Linked DNA regions of Homo sapiens: regions 2, 3 and 4 are each linked to region 1. A link is a contact called in ENCODE Hi-C or POLR2A ChIA-PET data. All regions are on one chromosome and are shown on one strand. Each heading gives the region's core, a stretch centred on a gene start or an enhancer-like site at or near the end of the contact. The rest is flanking DNA. Distances are from core to core; before and after follow the strand shown. Region 1 overlaps ZFHX3 (zinc finger homeobox 3). Region 2 holds the start of ZFHX3 (zinc finger homeobox 3). Region 3 overlaps ZFHX3 (zinc finger homeobox 3). Region 4 overlaps ZFHX3 (zinc finger homeobox 3).

Region 1 (6,064 bases), core at 897-3,396:
GACACGTCACTTGGCCCCCATTATTTGGGAAAATAGTACCTTTTTTTTTTTCTTTTTTAAACAGCTAGAACATTTTCTTGGGTGATGCGTTTGGGGAGTGCATACAGTGAGGTTGCGGGGTTGAATGCTGGCTTTGTGGTGATGCCACCTCTATTTTTGGCTTCTGCCTGGTGCTGCTTTCGCGAACCAATTTCCAGGTTGTTCATAAGATTGGTGCAAATTCCCATGGGGCTGCCAGTTGGCATGCTCTCCTCCTTCAGGAGCAGATTTCACCACCGATGGGGGAATTGTGCAGTCACCTTTACCAAGATGCTAAGTATAAGGTATATTAAGAGATCAATTTGCATTTGTGGTCAGCAAAACCACTTTGATTGAAGGGAAATTTTCTGGGACTGGGGTATCATCCCCTTAACTGAAGCTGTCCTAGGAAGCTTTCCCCTTTAGAAGGTATTTATCTGCTGGAATTCTTGCACTTCAGGGCTCTGCACTTAGTCAGGAAGCCTGAGTGATGAGCAGGCTGGATTTTGCCAGGCACTAGTAAGTAAGTGCTATCTGGGAGAAGCAGTTGTAAAAAGGAGGTGGTGATGGAAAGAGTTTTGTTTTGTTTTGTTTTTGAGACAGGGTCTCACTCTGTTGCCCAGGCTAGAGTGCAGTGATGCAGTCATGGCTCACTGCAGCCTCAACTGCCTGGGCTCAAGTAATCCTCCCACCTCAGCCTCCCAAGTTAGCTACGACTACAAGCATGTGCCATCACACCCAGCTAATTTTTGCATTTTTTGTAGAGATGGAGTCTCACTCTCTTGCCCAGGTTGGTCTCAAACTCCTGAGTTCAAGCAATCCACCTACCTCGGCCTCTCAAAGTGCTGGGATTTACAGACATGAGCCACCATGCCCAGCCAAAGAGGTTTTTTAAAGGCCTTCAGTCACTGTTGAACATGGAAATGAAAGGCAGAAGGGACCCTAGGAAGACACTGCAGTTTTCCAGTATTTGCTTTTATTTCCCTAACTCTTTAACATGAAAACACACACAGGAGGGGGTGCTCCAGTTTGAGGCTACTGTGGGCTTCCGTATGGGTTTTAGAGACACCTTCTCTGGTGTCTTCTAAAACACAGAGCTGTCTGGGAGGCATTGGGCCTGCTACCTCCTGCCCAGAACCAGGGCGGGACTAGGGGAGTGGGGATGACCTTCTCTCCCAGGTCCTGGCCACGCCCTTGGGAAAGCATTCCTGGTGTGCTCTGGTTGGGATTGGAAATACCATTAAATGCTTGAAGGAGAAGATGGTTTTGATTTGTCTGTTTCAGCCTTAAAAATGGCACAGTGGCTGTTATGTGTCTTGGTCTCTTTTTCTGTAGGAAAGACAGGATTTTCCAGATAAAACCGATCATCAGTCCATCAGGTCTTCACTTGTTCCCACCATCTGTCAGTAGCTAATATTATAGGGGAAAAAAATCTGCAGCCTCTGTAATAATGACCCAGCCAGTTACCAGTGACTTCGCAGAAGAGGGGGGAATGCAATCCATGATCTGTGGGGGGAAAAGCAAAAAACCTCCCCTCCATTCTCCAGCACGTGTGTATCAAATCTACATTCCTAAAGAGAACAAGGGCTAGATAACAGCCCTAGGAGCTTAGCGTGTGGACGCAGATCTCTGTTTCAAAGCGGGATGCTATTTTGCCCCTGGTTCCCACGTGTTTCCAGGGCCGGGAGACCAAGCCCTTCCCCAGGCCTGGCTCTTGGTAAGCAGCTTGCTTTATGCTTTCGGAACCAATAAAACACACCCTGCCTGCAAAGCATCGTGGGCCTGAGCTGTCCAGACAAATTTTCAGTTTGCATCTCTGTTTTTTAATCATTTCTCTACCTTTATTGGTATTCAGAGCTCACAGTTTTCCGGTTACTGTCAGCCTGGGCTTTCATCCATTTTAAAGAGCTATTTTTCCTCTTGCTGTTGATGATGATGGTATAAAGACAGATGGTGTAACTGCTTATGAATGTCCTATTTTATTTCTCCAGGACCAGACAGTTCACTTGAAGACATATATTATTTCCACATGCTCAGGTTAGGCGGTCCAGACTCCTCTGCCTCCTGCAGCCAGCTGCCCTTCCGGGCCTCGCCATGCGGAGGGCGACACCTGTAGGTCCTGGATGGAACTGCAGGGATGAGCTGGCTGGGCTGAATGGGACCTGCTTTTTAGGTGGGGGTGGGGGACTGAGGACACTGATCCCCTTGAAAGGGAGCTGGCTTATCCAGGATTTTCGTAATCATTTCTTCTTCTACCACGCATAGAACAGCCTTTTAGTGAATGAATCACAAATGATAATATTAAACCTAGGAACTCAAGAAGAGGACTTGATTTGTAAATCTTTTTAAAAAAAGAGATAAGCAAAATAAGTTCTTGAAATAACCTCTTTCGTTGATCCTCTCATCGGAACTCAGCTGCCTTCATTTTCTGCTTGCAGTAGGGCAGGGAGGGAAGAAAGCAAAAGCCCAAGTGGGCTCACAGAATGAGAGCTCCAGGAATATTCACAAAGCAACATGCAGTTTCCATGCTTGATGCATCAATGATCTGCTTATACATTACAGTCTCTAGTTTCTCAACAGATTTGTTTGGTAAGGCTCAAAGAATTGGGGTCAGTGTTGGGTGACTGTGAGTTTTTAGTGCTCTGCTGTGATAGCTGCAGGCTGTATAATGTGCTGGCTTGGAGATGGCCCCCCAGTGGGTAAATCCCTTCCCATGTCTGCTGAGCAGCACCTTCAGACACTGCACATCACCATCTCAGGGTGTTCTGTAGTTTGTAGGTATCAGACTGTCTTCATCTAAGGTGGTCATATGTATGCACTAGAGATGAGAGGCCATTGAGCCATCTCTTTGCCTAATCAAATTTGATTATCCCATTTATGCTGGAGATTGCAAATTTTTTGTGTGTGAAAAATCAGACCTTGGCGATGACCTTGGGCAGTAGGATATAAATAACTCCTACAAGCTTAGTGTTCCAATAATGGAACAATAGGCATAAATGTATCAACACTACAGATATTTTGTATCACAGCATGTATTGGGACAAATAAGGGTCCTTTAAGGGACCTAGCTCATCTGGGTAGACCGAATGCAATAATATTCATTGACCGCACGCTGGTATCACCATTCAAAGATGAATTTTATCATTATAGTGTTGAACAATTTTATTGAAATCCTAAAAATGTGCACAGAACGTCCCACCTGGACATAATGAAGATAGTTCCTGTGTCACGCTGTGTAATTTGTTATTACTCTACTGACACCTATACATGTTTACTCTACTAAATGATGTATGGTGTCAATGTGGGGCTCTATATCTGATTGACTTCAAGCTGTGGTTGCCTGATTTTTCTCTGTTTGAACTAAGGGTAGGGTAGGGAAACTTGATGTTGACTTTATTGTGCAGTGAGACAAAGAAGGAGACAGAGAAATTATATGTGGAATCCTGAGTTGGAGATGAAAATAAACAGTACCGTATTTCACCTGTATTCCCAGTGACTGCCTCATAAACTCCCTCTTGGTGGTAAGGAAGAAAGAACGTTCCGTGACACTAGTTCAGTTTTCCAGACCTTGGACCTCCATCATCTCTTGAGTCAAGACAATCTGATTCTAAATAGACATCTTCTTCCTCAGTGTTTTAGAAACCCTTTGAGACCAATTTACTTTGTACTCCTGTTACTTCCTTCGTGAGATACATTTAGAGGCTGTTTTCTAGACAGTCAGAAGGCATGACATTTAGAAAAATGGAAAAGTAGCATTGGGGTAGAGGCTGTTTTCTAGAGGGTCAGAAGGCATGATACTTTAAAATACTGAAAAGTTGAATTGGGGTTGGACAGACCTCTGGCGGTGCTGGATAGAGGCCTGATCCAGTGTTCTAAGCCAGACCCAGTACTTCCTTGCTGGGGTCTGGTCTGCTGACAGATGTGGGCATCCTTGCCCTCACGCCTGTGTACCTGAGAAAATGTGCTCTTCACAGCCTCCTAATAATTTCATCTTTATTAAAATTATTTCACCTTGGTTTGTCCACTTTATTCATTCCCTTAGCCCACTCTTACTGAATGCATGTTTTGGATAATGTTTCGGAGGGCCAGGAAAGCAAGAGAGAAGTGTCTCCCCTTCTTTCCCTCAGCATCTAGAGTATCTTATTCTCTTCTTCCCCACTTGGCTGAACGACATTTGACTTCATAAGCAGCCTAGCGTTGGCAGCCGTCATTCTGCCTTCACTGTAGCACTGTGTACTGAACTGGAGAGAGGTTTCCTGCATTAGTTTTAAACCCGTAGTGAGTGAAGGATGGAATTGCTTCAAAAAGAAAGTGTACGACTCTGTTACAAATTTTTATCCCTTACTCTACAAATCTCACTTCCCACCACTGCCTCCTGGCATGTTCACAAGATACCATTTGGTTTCTGGAACTCTTCAAACTGATGAACTCATATCACTGATATTCTGTGACTCTTCGCAACCTGCATGACTTCCAACAATTCCCACACACTCTGGCACATGCATAGGCACTGTGAGCCCTGTGAGGGGTCAGTGACTGGGGCTGGTCTAGGCCAGTACCAGGAGGCTTTGGGAATGGAGCTAGGCATGAAGTGAACAGGTGGCCATGTTTTGCATTTTCAAGTGTAAAAGACTTGCATGCAACTTCAGGGATTCAGGTGGAGTTACTGCTTCAACCAGGATTGGTTTTTCAGTTAGAACTACTCAAGCGAAGCATTCAGAATCTATCTGGAAATACCTAATGGCCACACATCTGGAGCGAGTCACAACCTCATACCAACTGTTTACCCAGAAGGAAAGTCCCCACTGCTTACCCAGACCTCAGTATATCCTTAGCACCGTCAGTCTCCCAGGGGCCTCTGGAAAGAGAAGGGGGACGAGTCATTGGTGTCTGTTCTGTCGTTGGCAGTTGTTTGCAACAGAGGCCAAAAGTCCTTCATCTTCTTTTTATTTTTAACCCTTGACATGTTTTTCTTCTGTTTCAGAAGAAGCCATTGAAGATGTTGAAGGACCCAGTGAAACAGCTGCTGATCCAGAGGAGCTTGCTAAGGACCAAGAGGGCGGAGGTGAGAAAGACCAGGGCAAGTGGACAGGTAGTGTGTGTGGCTGTCCTTGAGCCTTCTCATCTTTCCTTCCCTGGAAGAATGGAGCTAACAAGTCAGGGAGCGGATACATCCTTAGTCTGCCCAGAAAAAGGATGAGTGGGAGGGAGATTTCGTTTGCTTCTTTGAGCAGTCACCTTTATTCTTCTTTATTATACTACATTATACTGTAGTTTTTAATGGTTAAGCTTTTTAAGTGGCACCAAAGCCAGCTTGCTTATTGAGTATCCAGGTAAGTGCCAAGCTGTGTGCAAGGGCATCTGGGTGTTGGTCACATCTCTTTGGTGGCTCTTCACCAAAATGCCCTTGATGTCATTCTTCCTCTATTGAAGGTCCAGTCGCTGGTCCCACCTGCTCCCAAGGCCAGTGGAGAGATTTGTCATGTGGAACTTGATCAGGGTCACCCCTGATTCTTAGCCTCAAGATTCTCTAAGGGTCAGGCACAGTGGCTCATGTAATCTCAATACTTTGGGAGGCTGAGGTGGGAGGATCACTTGAGCCCAGGAATTCAAGACCTGCCTGGGCAACATAGCGAGTCCCTGTCTCTACTAAAATTCAAAAAAAAAAAAAAAATGCTGGGTGTGGTGGCACACACCTGTAGTCCCAGTTACTCGGGGGGCTGAGGTGGGAGAACCACTTGAACCCTCAACTGGAGGTTGAGGCTGCAGTGAGCCCTAATCATGCCAGCCACTGCACTCCAGCCTGCGCGACAGAGTGAGACTCTATCTCGGGGAAAAAAAAAAAAGATTCCCAGCTGAGAGTAATGGCTCACGCCTGTAATCCCAGCACTTTGGGAGGCTGAGGTCGGCAGATTGCTTAAGCTCAGGAGTTCGAGACCAGCCTGGGCAACGTGGTGAGACACTGTCTCTACAAAAAATTAGGCATTGTGGTGCACGCTGGTAGTACCAGCTGCTTGGGGGACTGAGGTGGGAGGAATGCTTGAGC
Region 2 (6,064 bases), core at 1,610-4,109, 220 kb before region 1:
GGCTCGGTAGAATCATTGTAATTTACCAGCCAGCTCAGCGTTAGGGGGCAGGCCTCTGGCTTGGAGAGTGGGTAAGGGGAGGAGTAGGGAAGGGGTTAGCGCTCCCTGATTTATTTTTAAATATTTATCCTTTCGGCTGTTGCCAATTACGCTTTCCAGATGAGACGAGACTGGGTATGGAGAACTGCGAGGGAAGAATTGCCTTTTCTGAGAGTGGGTTTATTTGTCAGCAGTGTTCAGGATGGAGCGATGAGAATGTCAGGCTGTCACTGCTGGGTAGGCCATGGGTTTAACATCAGGCAGCTGCCCTCCGAAGAGCCAGGGCTTCCAGAGCTGGAGGATAGAATTTGCAAGGAGTATTTCAGAGGAACTCCTGATTTCATATGTAAGTGCAGAAGTTGCCAATTCCCTCTGAAGAGGTATTGTTTTTATGAATAAGGAAAATGAGTTTTAGTAGAGGTGACACCCAGCTTGTGTGTAGTCCCTCATTTCCATAATGTACAGAGGCCATAGATCACCTGCCTGTGGATTACCTGTTAAATTTTTGCCTGGAACAAAGGCAGGCTTGACTAGGCCTCATCATGTGTGTAGCTGGTGCCAGATAAAGAAAAGGAACTCAGGGTCACTCTCAGTTCTACTTGTCAGGCCTCTCAAGTGCAGGAGGCAGGTTGCAGGGTCTGCCTCTTGGGACAGTGGCAGTATTAGGGCAGATCCCGTCCGGGCCTTCTGCCCAGGCAGTGCTGCATCCTCCCAGGTTACTTTAATAGCTTGTTCTTTGGGCTTTCTAGCTTTTATTTTATTGAAGGTATTTGTCTGTGGGCCTACCAGGATCATGATGTCACCAGATTACGAGGTTGTCCCCTGTTAATAAAAATGAAGATAAAGCAGCAAAATTAGATTTTCTGAGAGTATCAACATTTTCTTGTTGTCTTTAATTTATCCAGCAGGCCTTACCTATCCCAGGTAAGGAATCTTCGTTTTTCCGGAGAGATTGCCAGAGGCATCTCTGCGTTGTGGGCCACGTTGCTTGCGGTCCTGCTAGCATACGTCATCTTCATGTCTTATTCATAGTCACTTTTTCAATTAAATTATTAATTGTTTTCTTTAAGGTGTTCTCAACTTATATGGCCAATATAAATAACAGTGTGTTTTGAAAACACCACCTGTTCTTGGGCCTGAAGTCAGGTGGTCTGGAAGCAGCTCTGCAGTGACCATAGTCTGGTTTGCAAACTCATCCTCCACCTTCCCTGTTGGCTCTTAACTCCCCCCACCCGGCCCCCGTGCTCTCACGTGTGACTGAATTGGGCTTGTGCCCTCCTTTGTCCCTAATCGGACATGATTCCCTGGAGGCAGTCTTTTCTCCCAGGGCCTTAGCTGAAATAAATAAATAAATAAATAAATTTCCCCAGAATCTATTCTGGACTAAAATGTAGAAAGGGGCTGTCTGTACCCAACAGGTTAGATACTTACATTAATCTGAACCCAACTTACATTGTGCAAAAAGCCTTCTATACGGGGATGTGATGGTTTTCACCAGCTAAGCATCCCTTTTTCTCCCGAGTCAGTGTGTGCCTCATGCTAATACAATTCCATACATACTGCTCTTCGCCTCATGAGCTGATTATATTTCTAACACTTGCATGGTTCATTATTGTGCCCGAGGAAAAGACTCTCCAGGCTGTAAGGCCAGCCTGGGTGGGTGGTTTTCAGAAAGGGTAAAAGCAGGTGCCTTTCTGTGCTGTGAGAATCGGGAGTAAATTCAGACTGAGGGTGGGATTCTGACAGGGAGGACAGAGGACTTCCGGTGAGATTTCTTTGGGGCTGGCTTTCAGATGAGAATGGAAAAAGGTGGACTTGGGGAGATAGAAGGCGCCCAGCAATCGCTTTGACCAACTGGAAAAGGTGAACTTGGGGAGATAGAAAGGCGCCCAGCAATCACTTTGACCAACTGGGGTGGCCGCTTTAAATCTTACCCTGGCGGTAGGAACTCCCTGGGAAAGGGCACGATCTTTGCTATCTCTGCGGTGATGTGGCTTTATAAGGTGAGGCTAAGGAGCCTGGAGGCTTACATGGTAGACTGCATCTCCTTTTCTTCCCACTTCTTTTCTTCCTATCTTTCTAGTGATCTCTCCTTTTCTCTTTCTCTGGCCTCAAAAACTATCCTTAAACTCTCAACGGAGAGCAGGGGGATGTTTTTATAAGTTTCTGCAACTGAAAAACAGAAGTGCTCTGTAAAGCAGTTAATAGGATGGGTGTGTGTTTCCAATAAATTCCTGTCCACATTGGCTCCTGTCCCCATGCTTGAGTGGCCTGGCTGTGACGTGGACGGGGCCCAGGGAGCGATGGCTCCGGTTCGGAGGCCTCAGGCTCCTTTTAGTGGCCGAGGGCGCGTCCCTTTCTTCTCGCCCGATTCTAGGCCGGCCCCTGACCTTTGATGAGCGAGGGGTCAGCGCCTCCGGGAGGGCCTGGGCTTTGTTCCCGCCGGGGCCGGTTCCCGGGGCGGCGCAGGCCGAGCGGCGAGGGTTCCTGGCCCCAGGCGGGTGCGCGGGACCCCCGGCCTGCCCCAAGGCCCGCGCCCCAAGCGGAGCGAGCGCAGCTGAGCGCCCGGGTCCCGCGCGTCCCTGTGCGTCCCCGGGTCCCTGCGGGCGGGCGGGCGCGGTCGCCGCCGAGCAACCCGGCCTGCGCCCGGCACGACTGTAGATGTCAGGCTTTGCCCGGGGAGCCGAGCGGCAGCGGGGCTGTGAGTTTCAAATTAACCTTCCGCTTTGTTGCTGTGTAATGTGGATCCCCGAAGGCCCCCCGCCCCGCCCGCCCCCCTTCCCCGGGCGGTGCGCGCTGCAAACTGCGAGTTGGGCTTCATTTACATAAAGCGATTCCGGGCGGGCGGCGGCAGAGGAGGAGGCGGCGGCGGCGGGCAGGCCGGGGACCCGGACGCCAGCGCCGCGCCCCGTGGGTGAATCCCCGCCGCGTCCCGGGGACCTCCCTCCGGGGACGGGCCGACCGCCAGCCCTGCCGCCACCATGAGCTCCCCTCCCCTGTCTCCGGGCCCCCTGCTCCTGACCAGAGCCACCTCCGAGTCCTGGGGCCAGCGGGAGGTGGGGAGCATGCCGCCTGGGGTGGGTGAGCTCGGGGCTCGGGTGCCACTGGAATTTCCCGTTGTTGCGCATGGCGGCGCGGCCCCCGGACCTGCAAGTGCCGCCTCCCTCCGGAGGTGCGCGGAGGCTTGGTGTGCCAGGTGAGTGCAGCCTCCCTCCGGGTCCGCGCAGCCGGCCTGGAGCCGCGGGCAGGTGCTGCGAGTCTTGGCTGAACTTCCCATTCTCTTGGGGCGTGTGGGGGAAGGGCAGGCTGGATGCACTTGAACTCCCAGACTCCAGTTGCCACCTACCTAGGGTGAGAGCGCCTAAATTCTGCTGGGCACACAGTAAAGCTCTTCCTTCCTCCTTCCTTCCCTTCCCTCTGTCCTCCCCTCCCTCCTCCTTTCCTGAGTCTGCTTTTGGATTAGTTCCTGCCTTCTGAATACTTGTGGTACTGGTGTCATTTAGAAGTTTGGGTGCCTCCGCCTAAAAATGCACCCTTTTCAGCCCTGGAGAAGTCGCTGGTCAGTTCGAAACAATGTGAAGAATGCGCTTGTGGAGTAATTAAAGGGAGAATCAGAGTTTTGGAGCTGGAGGGCACCTTTGGAGATCATCTTGTCCACCCTCTAATTTTAGTTTTTTCGCACTCTTGGAAAAGTCAGAGCATTTATTTCCTTGGGCAGGGGCGGGGTGGGGAGCTGATGCAAAGGAGAGAGTCAAGATTTTTATCCTGTTAGGAGGAGGAATGCCTATGTTTAGGTCAGTAGCAGAAAAACAATAACAACAAAAAGAAGCATTGTAGGCTTGGAGGGAAACGAACCTTCTGGAAAATGTTCTTTTCTGCCTTGGACACACCTGTGTTATGATAGGAAAAGGCCTGGAGGGCAAAGACTGCAGCTCACGCATGGTGTGTGCTAAGAGGGAATTGCGTGGCACAGTGGTACCTCCTGTGTTAAACTGGCTTAAGTGAAAGCCGTGAGCAGGTGAATCCAGGAGGGTCATCCCTCCCCCCACCCTCTGTGTCATTTAACAGTCCTTGAAGACTCCCTAAAGCCACTGACAGAAAACCCCAGAGAGAACAGATGGCTCTGCCTGGGCACAGAAGGAAGGCCTCTCCTTCATACTGGGTCCTGCTTGTCAGAATGCACCAGGGCAAAGCCTTGAAGGTAGATTGTGAGAAAGTTACACATCATCTTATTTCTCTCTATGCTTTGAGATCCTTGGAGACAAGTCACTAAATAAATAGTGTATAATTTAAAGCTCACCCTAGCTGGGGAAACTCTGTTTCCTTGCCGTCAAGCAGCAGGTGCGAGTTTGTAGAGTTGGCCCCTCGAGTTCCCTCATTCCTGAATTCAGGAGGTGTCAAATCTTCACGTTCAGTTAATGGCTGTGGTTTCTGGATAGGTTTCAAGGGAAACCCTGAAAATCACGAGTTCCAGGAGGCTGGGCTGGAGGAGGACACGAGAGTGCTGTGGTGGGGACTGCATTGGGTAGGAAAACATACACCTTCCAAGGTAACCTGATCAAGAAAGGCCGTAGCAAGAAACATGAGTCTGCTCCTTGTTATCAGAACAGCCACTGGCAGCCTGAGATTCTGAATCCCTCTTGCTACTCAAACATGAAAAACAATGAAGGCAAAAGTGAGGTGTGAGGGAAGTCAGGAGACCACGGTTCCAAATAATTGAAGGGTTTCAAGAATGGGGTCTTCACAGAGAGGTACATACCTGGATGTTTGCACGCCTGTATTTGTGTTCATTCTGTTTTGCAGAGACCCTGCAGGCACCCTTTCAGAGAGTGTGTAGCTATGATGGCCAAAAGAAACTTTTTCTCTCTCCCTTTGCTAAATTACAGGACTAAGGAGTTCTCCTCATGGTGTTTCCAGCATAGTTTTCAGAAAGCATGTAAAGTGCCTCTCAGAGTGGGCTGGGGTCACAGTTGGCTCTTTTATTTAATTACACAAGTGTTATTTAACAACATGGAGCAGATGCAGAAGCGAGCACTTTTAGACTTTAAAAACAGCCCTTTCAGAATCACAAGGAATTAAGTGACTTGGAGACCTTCTGTCTTTATGACATGGGTCACTTCCCTCTCTCAACAACCCCCCCCCACTTTTTTTTTTTTTTTTGAAATGGCTGTACTTTCTATGAAATAGAGCTACTGTTTTCCATTTCTCCTGAAAACAGTGTTGATGAACAGGGAACTATTGAGAAACACTTGCTAACTATTCAATAATAATAATAATAATAATAATAATAATAATAATAATAATAATGTAAATCCATGCTGCTTCCCCAACCACCTGAAACTTAATTTTGGTTCCTTTTCTTCCATTTTTTGTTTGCACAAATGAATGTTAAGGGAGGGTTGGAAAGGCCCATCTAAAACGGTGCCCTCCACAGGCCCCTGCCTGGCTCTTCCCACCAGGACAGTGAAGTGCCTGCCTTCTTGCTGCTTTGAGGTTGAATTTAACTGCTGTGTCAACTCAGTGCCAATTGGACAGCCCAGTGGCAAGGAGCTAAAATAAGCGAGATTTAGTTTTCATCATTATGACTTTAAATGATGCTTGCTAGACACTCCCAGGACCGGCCTGGCTCATCTTTGGTGACCCAAAAGTGGTTAGTTCATTAGAATAAATCTGTGATTACAGACTGCTGGAAAAGTATTTCTAGGGCTAGTGGTGATGTGGCTTAGTTCTAGCATCCAGGAAACATGTCCTTATTGTCACTGTGTGCAGTTGTTCCTTTTTGGTGTATCTTTCAGGGGTAGGAGCTTTTTTTCTTCCACCTACAAAGTATCAGTAAGAATCTGGAAATGCTTCAGGGCTCAGAGCAGACCCTTACTTAAGAAATTATTTTTATTGCAGAGTTGTAACAGTGTCATCTTAAAAAGTAAATATTTAAGTGACTAAGCAACATTTTGTAAAAGTGTAGGGAACTGGCTTGAATTATTTAAAGGGGAAGAAAGTGAGCTGTCTTTATAAAACTCACCTT
Region 3 (6,064 bases), core at 1,460-3,959, 180 kb before region 1:
CAGGTAATTTTTTGTGGTTTTAGTAGAGACGGGGTTTCACCATGTTGGCCAGGATGGTCTCGATCTCTTGACCTCATGATCTACCCCGTTCAGCCTCCCAAAGTGTTGGGATGACAGGCGTGAGCCACCACACCCGGCCTTAGAGTTAATTTATTTTATAAGATCAAAACCATGGCCAGGCGTGTATGCTCACGCCTGTCATCCCAGCACTTTGGGAGGCCAAGGCAGGAGGATTGCTTGAGCCCAGGAGTTCGAGACCAGCCTGGGCAACATAGTGAGACCCTGTCTCTATAAAAAAAAAATCAAGCAAAATTAGCCGGGTGTGATGGCGCATGCCTGTAGTCCCAGCTACTCAAGAGGCTAAGGCGGGAGGATTGCTTGAGCCTGGGAAATTGAGGCTGCAGTGAGCCATGATCGTGCCACTGGACTCCAGCCTGGGTGACAGAGCAAGACCCTGTCTCAAAAAAAAAAAAAAGATAAAAACTGAGAAAACATAGGTCCCACTTCATCGAAAAAATCAAATTTTCATCCAAAAGGAGGAAATCATTTTCTGAAGAGGAGAGAGTAAAAGTGGGGAATTAAGGAGCATCTGCAGAGGTAGGGATGGGTCAGACAGTAGGCATGGGCTCTATGCAGGTGGCAGAGGTCTTAGCCTGTTTGGTTTGCTGCTTACCCCTAGCCCTAGTCCAGAGAGAGCAGTCTCTGGCACACTGGGGCCACTTGGATATTTTAATGGATGGTTGGACAATTCTCTGGACGAGCTCTATCTGTGGGGTGCTAAGCTAGCAAAGCTCTTGGTGGAGGACTATGTGGTCTAGCTCCCTGGAGTTGGAGAAGTCAGCTGATAGGTTGTGCTAAAGACCAGAGAGGGGTGGGTGGAGGGGAAGAAGAGAAGGCATTATTTAGTCGTGACGGCAGCCAAGACATTGGTGGGGAGCCCAGGTGAGTGCTGGAGAGAGAACAGTGTTGGCAGAGTTTTCATGACTTGGCGAAGGGCACCACTGGAAAGCGGGGCAGGAAAAAACTTGGAGCATTTTCAGATATACCTTTCAAGTATTCCTCCTCCTAAGGCCAACAGGGGATATTTTTTGGGACCCACCTCCCTGAATGAGAGCAAAACTAAGACCCCACTCCCCTGAATCCAAACGTAGAAAATTCCCATCACGTCTTGGGAACACATTCAAATTGCCCACTCAGCCTTTGATATCTTTTTGCCTTTTTTTTTTTTTTCGAGATGGGAGTCTTGCAGTGTTGCTCAGTCTGGATTGCAGTGGCACAATCACAGCTCCATGCAGCCTCAACCTCCCAAGGCTGAGGGAGGTGATCTTCCTGCCTCAGCACCCCCAAGCAGCTGGAACCACAGGCACATGCCCCCACGCCTGGCTGATTTATTTTTATTTTTGTAGAGATGAGGTCTTGCCATATTGCCTAGTCTGGTCTTGAAATCTTGGGCTCAAGTGAACCTTCCACCTTGGCCTCCCAAAGTGCTGGGATTATAGGCATGAACCACTGCGCCCAGCCCCCTTAGTCTTTTTTTTTTCAAAGGTGCATTAAGGCATAAGGAGTGTTCAGCAAACTCTCTTGGGATATACACGTGAACTTGGGTAGGGTCCCAGTGGGCTTCAGCTGTAATGGGGAGATTCTGCTCGGAGCCACTCTGCTGTCACCAGGGTGCGAATCCACATCATGAGAGGCACAGAGAACATTCTCAGTTCACCCAGAGGTTACAGAGAGGCTGTAAATGGACATTCAAATAGAAGAGGAGGAAATTACTGGAGTCAACTCTGGTGTAAGGGCTTTAAACAAAGGCCATAAATTAGTCATATGGTGACATCTAAGGAAGACAGGATTCTATTTCTGGGGTTGGTTTATTATTATTTTGAGAGGCATCAGGAGAAGCAAGAGGAAAAGAGAAATGGGTCAAGTAGCATAAAGAATTTGAATCAAGGCAAACTAGAAACCAGTTTTGCTTGAATTACCCTTCTTGGGACTTTCACTATTCAAAGTCGTATCTTTCACAAGCAGGAGGCTGAATGAGAACCCTTTGTGAAAGGTGGTTATGTTTTGTTTTTTTTTTAAACCACTTCATCTTGTCATGTACAAAGTAGCGCCTTGTACATGTGTGCTAAAATTGAACATTTAAATCCTATTGAGTAATCCTAGTTACTCCGACCTTAAAAACCAAAACACAATTCATGTTAATTGTTAACATAATACTTCAGGTTAATTGTTAACACAAAATGGGGAAGTGGCAACAAACATGCAGGAGTGGGAGAATTAAGTCATATCTGGGCCTAGAGAGTTAAGTGGTTGGGTAGTCTGGCTTGTGATTGAAAGAGAACTGGAGGAGCCTGGGATAGAAATGAGATGGTGGTGATGGGATCTCCTTTGCGTAAGAGAGAAGACTATTCTTTGCATAGAGGTGATTCAGAAATCGCTCTGTGGCAGGATGCCTTCTGTCCATATGGCCGGTCTTTGCGTGGGCCATTCTTCAAGGTGCCATGCCTTGACTGGGTCAACATGGCCAGTGCCCGTATGGTGTGTAAAACCCAGTCCTGGAAAGCTGGCTCCCCTGGAGGTGTTGTGCAATTGGGGCAGCCGGCAGCCAGCTTCTGATGTGGTTGGCTGCCTGGCTCACACCTCTCAGGTGCTGCGGAGACAGCAAGATCCAGTGGCCCCAGGCTACCACGGAGGCGGGCAGGGTGCCACGGCCTTCCCGAGCCATTCTGTTTCCTTTGTCTTCAGGAGCCCAGCGTGCACGGGCCCTGGCTTTCCAGTTCTTCAGGCTGGCTGCCTGGCATCACAGCGAGGCTTCAGGCGGGCCCACCTGTGGAATATATTGGGTAAGGTTGGCTCGGCCTGGCTTTTGTGAATTGATAAAAGGAACTGTGGATCCAGGGATTCTTCTTGAATGTAGATGTTTCTAGTTCGGTGTCTCCTATTAGATAAAATAAACATGTAGCACACACAAACTCTTTGTCCAACTACTGTTTTTCTGTTGTTTCCTTGGTTAATTTGGATATTTATAAATCTCAAATGCGGTAGGCCAGGATGGGAGGTTTTTTCTGTCTAATGCTAAGATACTCCACTGAACACCTCTCCTAAGACATAGCCCTCGTGGCCGGTGTGGTGGCTCACGCCTGTAATCCCAGCACTTATGGAGGCTGAAGTGGGTGGATCACTTGAACCCAGGAGTTAGAGACCAACCTGGGCAACACAGCAAAACCCTGTCTCTACAAGAAATACAAAAGCTAGCTGTGCACGGTGGTAGGCGTCTGTAGTCCCAGCTACTCAGGAGGCTGAGGTGGGAGGATCACTTCAGCCCGGGAGGTAGAGGGTACAGTGAGTTGAGATTGCACCACTGCACTCCAGCTTGAGAGACAGAGTGAGACCCTATCTCAAAAAAAAAAAAAAAAAAAAAAAAGACACAGCTCTTGATTACAGCATCTGAGGCCTTTGGTCCTAATTTTTGGTGATGGAGAAAGAGAGGTTTCAGCTGGTCCCTAGGGTCTGGAGAAGGAGGGTAGTGTGAACCCCTTGGTAGGGTGAACCCTTCAGGGACACCCCTGCTTCTGTGTGTCCAGTGGTTCTGTCCCCCTTTCTCCAGATGGCTATACTAGTTTCCTCTTGATGCCGTAAGAAGTTACCACATAGGCCGGACATGGTGGCTCATGCCTGTAATCCCAGCACTTTGGGAGGCCGAGGCAGGTGGATCATGAGGTCAGGAGATCAAGACATGGTGAAACCCCTTCTCTACTAAAAATACAAAAATTAGCCGGGCATGGTGGTGCCTGCCTGTAATCCCAGCTACTCAGGAGGCTGAGGCAGAGAATCGCTTGAAGCAGGGAGTCGGAGGTTGCAGTGAGTTAAGATCGCACCACTGCACTCCAGCCTGGTGACAGAGCGAGACTGTGTCTCAAAAAAAAAAAAAAAAAAAAAAAAAAAAGAAGAAGAAATTACCACAAACTTGTTGGTGTAAAACACAAACTTAAGTTTGCATTTTGATGTTTTCTGTAAGGATGTAGTATGTTTAAACTTTATTAACTAATGTTCAAAACTGCGATGTGTGCATAGAATATTACGTATGCATGTTCATGTCTAAAGAATGGCTGTTGATGATAAAATAAAAATCAGCTTTCATTTTTCCAAAAAAAAAAAAAAATGCAAAAAACCGCAAACTGATTGCCTTGTAGCTGGAGCCTAGAAGTCTGAAATCAGTTTCAGTAGGCTGAAGTCAGGGTGTTGGCAGGGCTGCTTTCTCGTAGCGGTTTCGAGGAGGAACCCATTTCCTTGCATGGTCTAGGTTCTGGAGGCCCCCACATTTCTGGGTTGATGGCCCCTTCCTCACATCACTCTGTGTCATGCTTCTGTTACATCTCCTTCTTCTGCCTGACTCTGTCCTCTCCTTTGCCCCTGTTGTAAGGACCCCTGTGATTGCATCAGGCCCCCTGGATAATCCACGATCATCTCCTCTATCCAAAGATCCTTCACTTGATCGCATCTGCAAAGTTTCCTTTGCTGTAGAAGGTAACATATTTGTAGGTTACGGATATTAGGATGTGGGCGTCTTCGGGGGTTGTTATTCAGCTACTGCACGGTCCTGTGGAGGAATTGGTGCAGTTGGCAAAGAAAGAGACCCCCACGTGCCTCTAGAGGTAGGTGGCTCAGGAGGGCAAAGCTAAACCAAATATTACAGCCTTACCTGTTCCAACAATGCCTATTTCCTTGGAAATGAGGGAAGAGGCTTCGAGATGAAATTTGGTGGCCTCTCCCCTCCCCCAAATAATGTGACATTATTTTGTGAAATTGTATTTTGGTGAGGCCCAAAGAGTCATACTTGAGAGAAAAATAAAAGAGAGTGTTTATAAAGGGTTTTTGGCCAGGCACCGTGGTTCAGGCCTGTACTCCCAGCACTTTGGGAGGCCAAGGCAGGCAGATCACTTGAGCCTGGAAGTTTGAGACCAGCCTGGGCAACATGGCAAAACCCTGTCTCCACAAAAAATAGAAAAATTAGCTGGGTGTGGTGGCACACGCCTGTGGTCCCAGTTACTTGGGAGGCTGAGGTGGGAGGATCGCTTGAGCCAGGGAGGCAGAGGTTGCAGTGAGCCAACATCGTACTACTGCACTCCAACCTGGGCGACAGAGCAAGACCCTGTCTCAAAAATAATAATAATAAAAAAATAAAGAGTTTTCACATGGGTCCCTGTAAAGAAAGAATCCAAGTGTTGTGGGAATAAGAGCAAAGGTTCAGTGGAGATTGATACCACACTTTAGAGGTCACTTGAAGGGCACAGATGGGCAGTCTGTGATGTGTTCAGGATGGTGGCCTCCTCTCTGCCCTTCTTGTACAGCCCCTTGGCCTGGGTACCTTCACTCCCGTGATTGGTAGGTCTGTACCTCCTGAGCGCCCAGATGAAATGTCCAGTTGCTAGTTGATGGCTTATAGGCTGCCTTTGGCAGTCCAGGAGTCCTGGGGGAAGTGTGTGCATAGGATGGAGCTATGTTTCTAGAACCAGCATGGATACATTTTCTGCTACAAGAGATATTGCAAATGACAATTCATTCCTTGGCTGGCCTCTGATACTATGTATTTGAACCATATGGAATCACCATTTTTGGATTAAATTAGAGTTGTTAATAACATCATGGAAGAACGTGTTAGGTTCTGGGCAAGGATCTTAACAGCACGATTTTGGAACAAGTATAGGTTGTTGGGTATCTAGATTATATCATTCGTGCCAGGATCTCAAAATTTGGGATGGAAAATACTTCTATCAAATTATTTTCCTTTTCTCTCCTCTTCTCTTTTGTCTTTGTCTTCATCTCCAGCTGCCTAGATTAAGATATAAGTAGTTTCACCCAAATTCCAAGGAGGACTTGGAGGATGAAGGCCGGTTGCTGCTGTAGTGTGTAGCCACCGTTGGGCACCGGCCGTGGGCTTGGGCCCCTCCCTACACTTGTTCCAAAACTGTGTATTTAAGATCCTTGCCCAGAACCTAACACATTCCTCCATGATGTTATTATTTAACAGCTCTAATTTAATAAAAAAAATGGTGATTCCATA
Region 4 (6,064 bases), core at 2,371-4,870, 130 kb before region 1:
CAATTTTTTTCCTTTTTTTTTTTTTTTAAATAGACCAAGTCTCATTTTGTCACCCAGGCTGGAATGCAGTGGCCCGATCGTAGCTCACTGCAGCCTTGAACTCCTGGGCTCTAGCAATCCTACTGTCTCAATGATGGTTTTAATTTTAAAGAGCTTTGGGAAATAAAGGCACATAGGAGGAAATGAAGTCACCTATACCTCATTCCCTAGAATTCACAGTTGTAAAAATTGTAATATAAGTCTCTCCTGTTTTCCTCTCCATAATACCTATATGTGCTGTGTTCATTTAGCATCTGTATGATCATTTTCCCATGCTTATAAATAGTTTCTTTGAAGAAAGCATCTTTATAACAACATATGGAGCTCTGTGCACTGTAATTTATTTAGGGTCTGTTTTTGCCCAAATTTTTCCTCTTTTTTCCTGTTATGTTTTTCATGAATAAACTTAAATCTCCATGCATTGCTTGGGTTCTTTCCTTATGATGAATTCCTAGAACGGGGAATTGTTGAGTCAACGGGGAGGGATGTGCACTTCTGAGGCCTTTGATGTATGCTGCCTGGTCGCCTGTAGGAAGGCGGTATTCACTGCTTCTCCCTCCGGCAGAGCAGGGGATCACCCAGGGAATCAGGCATCCTTGCCTGCTGGCTGATGTCTCTTGAGTGATCCCGCATGGGATATTCTTGGAGGCAACAGTTTCTCACTGCCTCTATTCTCTCTTTGTTTTTCCTCCCTTCCCCTTTGTTTCCCTTCTTGGTTTCCTACCAGACAGCCTCTTGTGAAAGGACTGCCTAATTAACCCTGTGCTAATTAACAATTTAAAATTACACAGTGCGACTGTTCATGTTTCATTCTCCGGGAGCTGGAGCAACAGCAGGAGCCCCCTCCCCTTCGTCATAACTGCACCCCTCCCACCCCAGCTTCCCTGAAACTGTTGCATTTTACCCAGTTCTGCCTCAAGGGAACAGGATAAAACTGTCATCAGCACATGTTTTTAAAGAGGGAGATGAACGTTTTGATTAATAGGGAGATACAGGGTAACAGGGTAGAGTTTTATCCTTTTAAACAATCTTTGAAAAGTAAAGATTGACATTTGCAAAGATGCAGTGGGCTTTACAGGTGGTTCCAAGGGAGCTTGGAAGATGAGCAGGAGTTGGGGGATACTTGATGAAGGTGCTGGAATTCTTCTGTACAAGATTACCTTTCAGATGGCAGATTTAAGTGCTAAGCAGACAGTGAGCCAGCTAGGTCATTCCTATCTTCCCTTTAACTTTCTCACTGGAGAGATGTGCTCTATTAAAATCTAACTGAATTCTTGAAGCCCATATGTTGAGTGCAACATTGGGGGTTGTGAGCAGAATACCTGGACATTTTTTAGAGGGAGTTCCGGGTGCCACCAGCAGAGAAGCGGGCTGCAGGAAGGGAGGAGGGGTGTGAACCTGTACCAGCTAGCCCTGGCACTAGGGAAGTACTGGGAAGGGGCACAGAACGTGGAGGGAGCCTGAAGAGAGGTGTGCGTGTCAGGCTGGCAGGGCTGCTTGGAAAAGTGCGGGGACCCACTGGGTTCCCAGGCTGCCCTCTGTAACTGAAGATCATTGATTTTACGGGAAACCGTGTTTACAGACAGAGTGCTGATCGACCTGCCGAGTTGACTTCTGCCTCCTTAAGTAAGAACTACCTTTTTCTTATTGACTGGCTGATAAACAGAGCGAGAGAGAGCCGGCTGTTGCGGGGGAGTGGTAGATGCCCTGAGACCCTTGAGCCACAGGATGTGGCGGATTGGGGAGACTTCTTTACCTCTGTGCGCGCGTCCCCCTCTTCTCCATCTCCATCCCTGCACCTCCCAGGGACCACAGGGAATCTAAGACTGACCTTCCCTGGTTACCTAGCAATACAGGTACCAAGGACAGAAGAGCTGTGCTTGGTACCTGTATTGGTGAAGATGGAGTGAAGCAGAGAGTGTCTTAAGTTTAATGCATGGTCCCTGAGGATGGTGTGAAAATGCAGATTCTGATGGGGCAGGAGGAGACAGTGCATGTCTCTTAAGCTCCCCGGAGAGGATAATGCTTCAAGTCCACAAACCACGCTTGTTTGGCAAGGCTGCAAACGGGCCTGTTTGTCACAGCTGGTGCGCATGGAAAGGAGGCCCAGGGGAGGTAGCTTGGGTCCTGCAGTGGGTTCCTCCTCTCCGACCCGTGTCCTCATGGCTGCTGCTCCCCGTGAATGGGTGGGCTCTAGTGTCACCACCACAGGGTCACCAGCCACCATCATAGGTGGGTACAGTGTCATTCTTTCCTGACATCTTCCGCTTTGGAGTAGAAAACAAAGTAAGGGAGGTTTTAAAAGTCCCAGCCTCTTGGCTGGATAGTTTGTGGAAGAGGAGGAGGAATAAGAGGAGAACGGAGCAAGAGAAGCCCACCAATTAATTGGTAAACGCTTGCAGGTTTCTCTGGCCCAGCCCAGGCTGGAGAGGAGATTGGCTTTGCTGTCGATAAACAAGTCCCTGGTGCAGCATCAAAGCTGTTCTGCTTTATCAATCGTGGCCCCCCCTTCCCGCATGTTCCTGTAACTTACCAAGCATTTATGACATTGATTTTACAATCGGGCTGTTAACCCTCCCGCCCCTTCAGGCCTGCCAACCTTTTTGGCCCAAGCTATCAATCAGATGTCATCCAGCCAATCAGAAGCATCCCTAAGAAGAGCCGCCCTGCAGTCTCACCTGTATCCCGGCTCAGCCTTGCGAGGAAGTCCCATTGCGTTTGCTGTTTGGTTTGGTTTGGTTTGGTTTGGTTTGGTTTGGTTTGGTTTGGTTTACTGTAGTCATCTCTGTTTTAAGTCAGTATGTCCTTTCTAAGGCTCATGGAACTTTGTGGTTGCAAAATCTGAAGTTATAAATGGAGAGATAGGGGTATGTGTTTGCATGTGTGTATTAGACACATCATAGCTTTATTCTTCCAAAAAGTTATTTCTCCCTGAGACTTCTGGTAAACCTGCCTTCCCCAGTTTTTCCCGAGGGGGAGCTGTTGTCTCATTGTGCAGTCAATAATCAAGAAATGAAAAAAAAAAAAGATTGAGAAGATAGGGGCTGTCAGGGAGGGAAGTGAGATCAAACCTGGCCGAAACCTTCACCGGCTGAGTGTGAATGAGATGGTGGGTGGAGGAGCAGCCACATGTTCTCCAGGAGGAGCAGCAGGGGAATGGTGGCTGGGGACCTACGGGCAAAGGATCAGGGCTCTGCGAGGTGCTGAGCTGCCTGTAGGAGCAGGGCCAGACGGAATGATCGCCCCTGCGATGATATTACTGCAGGAGCAGAGCGGCCGTGATCCGATGCCTCCCTCCCCAGGGACATGAGGTCTCAGAGGGCACATTCAGCTCAGTGGCACTTTGGAGTCGGAAATGGAAAAGCCCCAGGGCTGAACGACAGCTGGTTGGGTAGCGACTAATAACTAAGAGGCAGGTGTGGAGCTGGGGCTCGCCGAGCCCAGCTGCCGTCTCGGCTTGCTGCTCAGATCCTTGATAGCAAAAACCACCAGGCACGTGGGGAACGCACTCCCTCCAGCCAGGGCCAGATAGAAGCTGCTGGAGGGGGTGTTGGCAGATCCAGAGTCTGGTCCATTCCTGCTGGAAATACCAAGCTCACGTTTTGCACCTACGTAGTTTTAGTCTGAAGTCAGCTAGAGTCACAGGCCAGGGAGCTTGACTGGTATGGGTGGAGGAGACAGGAATCTGGGGACCCATCTTTTCTTCTGTTTCATGGTGGTGAGATTAGCACTGAGCCAGTTTTTAGATTGAAGCCCCTCTGTTTTACTGCTTGTAAAATGGGACTGACGCCTCCCAGATCTGGAGAGGACTTTTCGGAGTGTGTCTAGTCCTGTACACCTGCCCTGTGAACCTCAGGGTCCTCACCCGCCTTCTTTGAACTTCTCAAACTAGAACCATGGTCAGTAAAAGCGACGGCTGCAATTGTTCTAAATCCATGAGCGTTATCCCACTTTACCGTCCTTTTTCCAGGGACATTGAACCTCCCTCTTCTCAGCCCTCCCCTGTGTTCCCCTGACCCACAGACAGTGCGCGGAGTCGGGGCTGACTTCGTGTGAGCTGTCCATAAGTGGTAGGGCTGTGGCTGTGACCTCGTAGAGGGCTGGAGAGATGACGCGTCCGTTCTCCACTGTGGCCCATCGAAGCTATGCTGGCAAAGAATGGAAATTCCCGCTAGTCTTCAGGGGCAGAGCGGTGACAATTCGAAGCCGAAGAGGGCTGTTCCTGGCCTTCTTTCCCCATATCCCTCGCTCAGGCTGTTGACCCGGCCATGCCACCCCTGTGTGCTGGACCGTGTGGGGCAGTGTCCCCAGGCCCGCCCTCCGCCCTGTGTCTCTGTGTTGTGGACAGAAGCCTCTTAGAGCGCTCCGTGCGGTAGGACCTCAGCCTCGGCCCTCCTAACCTCTTTCCTTTCTCTCTCTCTTTCCCCTCTCTCCCTCCTCCCCCCTTGCCTCTGCCCTTCAGGTCCGAGCCTCCGTACTGGGTGCAATGAAAGCTCCACGCAGGCCTTACCATGGAAGGCTGTGACTCGCCCGTCGTCTCGGGGAAGGACAATGGGTGCGGTATCCCTCAGCACCAGCAATGGACTGAACTCAACAGCACCCACCTCCCTGACAAACCCAGTAGCATGGAGCAGTCCACAGGCGAGAGCCACGGGCCCTTGGACAGCCTGAGGGCCCCCTTCAATGAGCGCCTCGCGGAGAGCACCGCGTCGGCCGGGCCCCCCTCCGAGCCCGCCAGCAAGGAGGTCACCTGCAACGAATGTTCGGCCTCCTTTGCCAGCCTCCAGACCTACATGGAGCACCACTGCCCCAGCGCGCGCCCCCCGCCACCCCTGAGAGAGGAGAGCGCCAGCGACACCGGTGAGGAGGGGGACGAGGAGAGTGACGTGGAGAACCTGGCCGGGGAGATCGTCTACCAGCCGGACGGCTCCGCGTACATTGTGGAGAGCCTGAGCCAGCTGACCCAGGGCGGGGGCGCCTGTGGGAGTGGCAGTGGCAGTGGGCCTCTCCCCTCGCTTTTCCTGAACTCTCTCCCTGGCGCGGGGGGCAAGCAAGGGGACCCTTCGTGTGCTGCACCCGTGTACCCGCAGATCATCAACACTTTCCACATAGCCTCATCCTTCGGGAAATGGTTTGAGGGCCCAGACCAGGCTTTCCCGAATACCTCAGCCCTGGCGGGGCTCAGCCCCGTCCTGCACAGCTTCCGCGTGTTTGACGTGCGACACAAAAGCAACAAGGATTACCTGAACAGCGACGGTTCTGCCAAAAGCTCCTGCGTATCCAAAGATGTTCCCAACAATGTGGACCTGTCCAAATTCGATGGCTTTGTGCTCTATGGCAAGAGGAAGCCCATCCTGATGTGTTTCTTGTGCAAACTCTCCTTTGGGTACGTCCGTTCGTTTGTGACCCACGCGGTGCATGACCATCGAATGACCCTGAGCGAAGACGAGCGGAAAATTCTTAGCAATAAGAACATCTCCGCTATCATCCAAGGGATCGGCAAAGACAAGGAACCCCTTGTAAGTTTTCTGGAACCAAAAAACAAAAACTTTCAACACCCTTTAGTTTCCACAGCTAACCTCATAGGCCCCGGACACAGTTTTTATGGTAAATTTAGTGGCATTCGAATGGAAGGGGAGGAAGCTCTCCCAGCGGGCTCCGCCGCTGGCCCCGAGCAGCCCCAGGCTGGTCTCTTGACCCCCAGCACCCTGTTGAACCTTGGCGGGCTCACCAGCTCGGTACTGAAGACCCCCATTACCTCAGTCCCCCTGGGGCCTCTGGCTTCCAGTCCTACCAAATCCTCAGAGGGCAAGGACTCTGGGGCGGCAGAAGGAGAGAAGCAGGAAGTGGGCGACGGGGATTGCTTCTCTGAGAAGGTAGAGCCAGCCGAAGAGGAGGCGGAGGAGGAAGAGGAGGAGGAAGAGGCGGAGGAGGAGGAGGAAGAAGAGGAGGAGGAAGAAGAGGAGGAGGAAGACGAGGGTTGCAAAGGACTCTTTCCAAGCGAGTTGGATGAGGAACTGGAGGA

Evidence for each region. A loop is a pair of places that touch in the nucleus more often than their neighbours do. ChIA-PET counts read pairs that join two places held with the same protein, here RNA polymerase II (POLR2A). Pooled maps may share reads with other maps.
Region 2: a loop to region 1 is called in a map of ascending aorta, with 2.6 times the contacts of the local background. The contact joins the promoter of ZFHX3 here to the enhancer-like site in region 1. A Hi-C loop is called at or near these places in 79 of 168 maps with a recorded cell type or tissue (A673, B cell, CD14-positive monocyte and 45 more), 34 of 37 single-sample maps with no recorded cell type and 47 of 50 pooled maps. POLR2A ChIA-PET finds 5 or more read pairs at or near these places in 6 of 52 experiments (A549, AG04450, BJ and 3 more).
Region 3: a pooled map shows a loop between it and region 1 (2.9-fold over the local background). The contact joins two enhancer-like sites. A Hi-C loop is called at or near these places in 2 of 168 maps with a recorded cell type or tissue (Calu3 and gastrocnemius medialis) and 6 of 50 pooled maps. POLR2A ChIA-PET finds 5 or more read pairs at or near these places in 2 of 52 experiments (BJ and activated CD8-positive, alpha-beta memory T cell).
Region 4: a map of A673 shows a loop between it and region 1 (8-fold over the local background). The contact joins two enhancer-like sites. A Hi-C loop is called at or near these places in 11 of 168 maps with a recorded cell type or tissue (A673, CD14-positive monocyte, Calu3 and 7 more), 1 of 37 single-sample maps with no recorded cell type and 14 of 50 pooled maps. POLR2A ChIA-PET finds 5 or more read pairs at or near these places in 1 of 52 experiments (H1).

The regions. Positions count from the first base shown.
Region 1 is chr16:72,828,798-72,834,861 of GRCh38, reverse strand. It overlaps ZFHX3 (zinc finger homeobox 3), which reads left to right. Exons shown (of 10, transcript NM_006885.4): 5 at 5,003-5,083. Among named protein-coding and RNA genes, the nearest start is that of ZFHX3-AS1, 170 kb to the right of the region's middle. RefSeq lists an enhancer at 1,575-1,744. Within about 2 kb of position 2,146, at least 3 of the 41 ENCODE cell types and tissues checked have a DNase peak (open chromatin) inside an H3K27ac peak, as active enhancers do; they include ascending aorta, where a contact is called at or near this core.
Region 2 is chr16:73,044,923-73,050,986 of GRCh38, reverse strand. ZFHX3 (zinc finger homeobox 3) reads left to right here and starts at 2,859. Exons shown (of 10, transcript NM_006885.4): 1 at 2,859-3,235. LOC124903719 (a long non-coding RNA gene) reads right to left here and starts at 3,409. Exons shown (of 2, transcript XR_007065116.1): 1 at 3,187-3,409; 2 at 199-861. RefSeq lists enhancers at 1,958-2,493, 3,030-3,565, 5,929-6,064 and a silencer at 2,419-3,268.
Region 3 is chr16:73,012,401-73,018,464 of GRCh38, reverse strand. The region is part of intron 1 of ZFHX3 (zinc finger homeobox 3); the gene reads left to right. Among named protein-coding and RNA genes, the nearest start is that of ZFHX3, 33 kb to the left of the region's middle. RefSeq lists enhancers at 1,992-2,141, 2,690-3,190. Within about 2 kb of position 2,709, at least 13 of the 41 ENCODE cell types and tissues checked have a DNase peak (open chromatin) inside an H3K27ac peak, as active enhancers do.
Region 4 is chr16:72,958,632-72,964,695 of GRCh38, reverse strand. It overlaps ZFHX3 (zinc finger homeobox 3), which reads left to right. Exons shown (of 10, transcript NM_006885.4): 2 at 4,502-6,064. The coding sequence starts at 4,551. Among named protein-coding and RNA genes, the nearest start is that of ZFHX3, 86 kb to the left of the region's middle. RefSeq lists an enhancer at 2,920-3,420. Within about 2 kb of position 3,620, at least 3 of the 41 ENCODE cell types and tissues checked have a DNase peak (open chromatin) inside an H3K27ac peak, as active enhancers do.